Regions from separate parts of the Mus musculus genome. Here region 2 is linked to region 1. A link is a loop called in an ENCODE intact Hi-C map of the cell type or tissue named here. Cell type or tissue: left cerebral cortex. All regions are shown on one strand.

The links. Hi-C counts contacts between places; a loop is a spot of excess contacts. Peaks named below come from ENCODE experiments on the same cell type or tissue, not always from the same donor. Only the 100,000 strongest peaks of a DNase experiment are listed, where the experiment ranks them.
Region 2: a loop joins it to region 1, with 8 times the contacts of the local background. A loop is called at or near these places in 4 of 42 quality-filtered maps.

What each region holds. Positions count from the first base shown.
Region 1 is chr7:59,227,839-59,230,338 of GRCm38, reverse strand. It overlaps Ube3a (ubiquitin protein ligase E3A), which reads right to left and starts at 1,589. Exons shown (of 11, transcript NM_001033962.2): 1 at 1,068-1,589. In left cerebral cortex, a CTCF peak has its summit at 1,327; DNase peaks (open chromatin) are centred at 749, 824 and 1,626; H3K4me3 peaks cover 2,500 bases; H3K27ac peaks cover 2,500 bases.
Region 2 is chr7:58,841,725-58,844,224 of GRCm38, reverse strand. No RefSeq gene overlaps it. Among named protein-coding and RNA genes, the nearest start is that of Gm39019, 110 kb to the right of the region's middle. In left cerebral cortex, no CTCF peak of the experiment used is centred here; DNase peaks (open chromatin) are centred at 1,168 and 1,663; H3K27ac peaks cover 2,371 bases.

The sequences.
Region 1 (2,500 bases):
AGGGCTTTGATATTTAGCTTTTTAACAGCTGTATTTCTTAAAGTTCAGGCCATCTTTATTTCAAACGCACTTCCCTATCCAAAACATTTTAACATAATCTGCTGCTTCTCCCAAAACCATGGGTTATACGAATATCCTTCACGAAGTAAGATAATGGTGGATAACACATCCCATATACTATTTAGTTAACATTTCCAACAGTACACTAGCTATTTAACGCAATCCCAAAGAGATTTTATACTGTTCTATTTTAGCATGCTCAAAAGACATAAAAAAAATTGACGTAAAATTGTCTTTAGAGGATTCTTCTAAAGCTGATAAAGTCTTATTAAAATTATACTTTCTATTTTTAAGGCTAACGCAATTATAGCACATTCAACTCTGATTCTTCCAACAAAAAGCCTCCGCATCAAAATGGGGAAAACGTCCTTTTCATTTTCTCAACTGAAAAGGGGGAGGGGAGAAGAGGAGGAGGCCAACTGCTTACAGGTTTGCATTGAAAATTAACACAGCAGTTTCTGAGGAATCAGTAACTCACGTTCAACTACTGAATCCTACCAGAAGCAGCACACGAATAAAACCAGAGCGCAATCCTTGGGCTTGAGGTGCCGCTTCATCCGTCTTCCTTCCAATCCACCCCCAATACCCCAACCCACTAAGCACACATCTAAATATGTCTTCCCCACCAGAGCGCCCCTTTGGAGGAAAAGGCCTGCCTTTCGCAGCCTGAAGCCACGGCTGGCTCTCCGATCTCTGCTTAGATGAGGCCCCCGATCTCGACGCCCTGCACGTCCGCCCCACCCCGGGCCCACTCGGGTACCCGTGGGTGACAAAACCCTCCCTCCTGCGTCCAGCCAGCACTGACAGTTAAGGCTGCAGCAGCCGCAGCCACCAGGGCCTAGTCCTGGCACCGGCCCCTCCAGACCACGCGCCCCAAGCACTCGCTCACGGAGGCGGGTGAGGGCCCGGCGCCTACCCTGTCAGCGCGGGCCGGAGGGTGACGAGGGGACCGGCGGTACAGACCAGAGGGAGCGCGCCGGGCAGGCCGCAGCCGCAGCAGCACTGACCTGTCCTCGCCCCCGCGCGTGGGCTGCGGCCCTCGCAGCTGCGGCCGCCTCACTGGTCCTTGTCGCCCTCGTCCACCGCCGCCGCCCGCCACCGCCTCGTTCCCTTTCGCTGGCGCCACCGCCGGGTCTCATGCGGGACCCGCGCTTCTCCTCAGGAAACCGAGGCCGAGAGGCCAGGCGCCTGGGCAACCTTGAAGTCGGCGCTGAAGCGCTGCTGTCGCGATCTGTCCACAGTGGGGGGCGAGGGCGGCGAGCAACTCCGAAGAGAAGCAGAAGGAGGCGCCACCGTCAGCGACAGGTCGACGGAAGAGAAGCGTAACGAGGCGGTGAACAGCTGCGTGGCCCGGTGCGCGAGCGAGAGAGCGAGCGCAGGAGGGGCGACGAGGTGCTGGCAAAGACGAAAGGCCCTGTCGTCTCCTGGAGTCACCCAAAGAGGAGCGCCACCATCTTGGGAGAAATACGGATCTCGCGAACGCAGCACTGGACGAGAGGACTAGGTGGGCGGACCGAGTATCCCGACAGGCAGCGCGCGCCAACCCTGCCGGGCGAGGGCTCGGAGTCCGGAGGCGGGATGCGAGGCGGGGTTGCGCGTGCGTGGGATGGCGACGGGCTCTGCCCCGCCCCGATCGCAGCTCTGTGGGGCCCTCCTCTAGCTCGCCTTCGCCTGCGGCGCAGGGGCCTTTGGGAAGGGGAGATGGCCTTGGGCTGGGTGGAAGCTGGCCAGCATCGTCGCCATCTTGAGACTGGGCTGAGAGAGGCTTGGTGTTTTTAGCCTCTGCTCCTTTTACTCAATCTATAGACCAGTGTGCTTCGGTGTACTCGCGAGAGCGGACAGGTCTACCCAGCCTAGCAAAGCCCAGGAGTCAGAGGGACGAATAGGCCAAGAGGGTGTAGCCTACTGGCGGCACGAGGAGGCATAGAAGCGTTTTGTTGCTAGAGCTGACCCTTACGACTTTTCATCCGAACTGTCCGAGTAAAGGATTCAGGCGTTGAGATTGGGCAACCTTTCAGCAAACAAGGCCATCAGCCTCTGCCAGAACATGATATGTCACTGGCTTACCAGACTAGTAGGTAAAAGCCCAGCCCCTCCTGTGTTGTCTTCCAGTAGATGTCAACTGAGAAGAAACCGCCTTGCTTGATCACACGTGGATAGAGACTAATTTTGATTTACAGAACACCCGAACCCTGTTAGAGCCATGTGACTTGTTGGTACCGGAGTGAGGGTTTAACTTAGGTTTGTTGTTAATGATTTTGACACTAAATTATTATAAAGACTAGCTGACATGTTATTTCCTGGCTTGCAACTTAGTAAGCCTTAATCATCTAGTGCTCAAAATGTAACAATCACATGTATTAATGTGCTTTTCTGTTTATTACAGCTCCTATAATGTGTGTGTATGTGTGTGTATATATATATACACATCATATATATA
Region 2 (2,500 bases), 390 kb after region 1:
GGCAGAGGCACGATTTTTCATCCACCGTTGGGAGTGGTGTTCCAGGGGCTCTGAGCATAGCAACGAAAAAAAATCAAAGCAGCTCAGCAGCTTTGGCTTATTCTAATCTGTGCACTAGACAACAGCAAATGCTTGGGTGTTTTCTTAACTCCAACGCCCATCCACAAAATCTGTACTATGTTTGTGAGGATCACAAGATAGCCCTTGGGGACGTTTATCAGGGGAAGGATTTCTGGGGCAGGCTCCCAAAGATATTCTGCCTTGTGTGCAGAGAGTGCTGGAAAATACAAGATGCCCCTGGAGTAGGAGAAGACAGCTGTACCTTTAGATGTAGCCAAAAATCCAGCCCCCTTTTCAATACAGAAGAATATTATATTATAATCATAGATTTCTTTGAAAGCAACAAAGCAATGTATGTCATCTTAAGCAATAAATTATGATGGCTTGCTTCCAGGGCATGATTCCAGAAAAAAACCCAGAGGAGGGGATTTTGATAATCTTACAGATTCAAAAAAGTTAAAGGTTATATAGCATAAGAAACCTTCTTTTATAAAGCTACTTTAAAAGGCATAATGTAATAATGTATGCTTAGAAAATCCAGTCCACTAATAAGCTGGTAGACGCTGTGCACTTATTTGTTTGTTTGTTTATAAATAAATAGGTCCCATGAAATATGTATGTTTCCTGTTGTGCAATGGCACTATTTAATACACAGATGAAAACAAGTTTTGACAATCATAAAAAAAAAACACCCTTAATTAACCATGAAGAATACAGTTTCCTCTCTCTGGTGTTCTCAGAAGGATCCTTACTCACTCAGGGATAACAGGAAGACAATAAACACCTGAAAAATGAACAAGCAGGTGCCATGAGGAGGTAACTGCTATGGAGGACATAAAGCATGCACTCAAGGGTGCAAGGTCAGGCCTGGGAGCATTTCTAGGGAGGCTAGTTGAAGGGTTAAAGGCAGCTCTTCTAGAGCCTGAAAGCTGGAAGAATGTTGTTTTCTCTGAGAGAAGGCAGGGGCTAAAAATAGCAGGACTTTCCTCTATGAAGTTCAAGTCTGATGTGTTTCCCACTCTTGTGAGCCATAACACAGGACAGAGATTTATGACCACCTGGGCTCTAATGGGTTATTTTGAGCTTCCGAGTCAGGGCAGACACATTTGTTGCGGAGCTAATTTTATAGGGAGATAAATTCTCAGACCATCTGCCAGGGAAACATGCTTTGTGTCAGTTAGCCATGGAATGAGAAGGGGGAAGACCTGCAGGCTGATTTCCCAGCACATGCAGCTTTTCTACAGGCACTGGGGAGTGTTGGGGGAGAGGTAGCTCTGTGCCAGAAACTTCTCTGTGAAAAAGTATAAATAAGAGCCAAGATAGGTAGGGCTTCCTGAGTATCGGCACGGTACAGCTCCCTCTCTTGTGAAACAGCCATTGAGGTATAGTTAATGACAACCAGAAAGACAAAGCACTTCTAGCAGAAGGGTCTTCATTGTGCACCCCACATTCTCCTTACCTCTGAACAGCTCTGGTAACTCCTCACATCTTAGTTTGTGCAATGAGAACTCAGAACAAGGAATTGGGCTCAGCAGCTGGACGATACCTTCAGCCTCCTAAGTAAAGGTGATCATGACTCCACAGTGGACAGAGATGTGAGGCCGCAATCCTGTTTTGAAGTGCTTGCTATGCTTTCTGTGACTATTTCCAGTGAAGAGTTTATATAACATTCCCAGCAGGCTTTGATAAGGCTGCCATAGTCAGCAATCTCACAAGTAGTAAAACACTAAGATGTCCTTTCTTTGTGTTTGAATAATATGTGGATATTAGTGCTTCTCTTTGGTGTGAAGTACATTTTTCACTGGGATTCTTTACTCTTTTTCAGGCACCAGGCTAGGATGCCTTTCTACTTCATGAGATTTAGCAGTCCTAAAGTTATCTATACAGGAAGTTGCTGATGGAGATGGGCCTGACCATTTTCATTATCTTTTGCTTCAAGATTTTGCAGGAAAAAGAAGAAGTTGCCTGTTTCCTGGACAATCATTCCCCTTAGGCTTATGAAAAGAGGGTAGTGATGAGTATTGATAACCATTCTCTGGCCTGAGACACTCTGTCAAAGCTGTCAACGTAGTGTGCCTGGCCATGAGGCATCTAGTATCATGATATGCTAGATGTGCTGGGGAAGAGAAGGCTCACATTATGTTTCCTCTGGGTTTCTGGATAACAAGTCAAACCTGTCCTGTGCTCCAGGGCCTTATATTCTAAGTTGGGGGCAAGAATGACAAATCTTCCATAGTAGTAGCCACTATGGCCACCTACAACCCAGAAGATAGGAATACTAATTATTCATCCAGACCTCAAGCTTGTGTTTACATTTTGACCCAGTAAGAGAAAGAGCACAGATGATTTTGTCAGGAGGCCTCAGGTGTTTTTCATATGATATGTTTATAATAAAGAGCTGAGTTCTTCAAATTAGACAAGTAGCCAACATCCCCTCCTT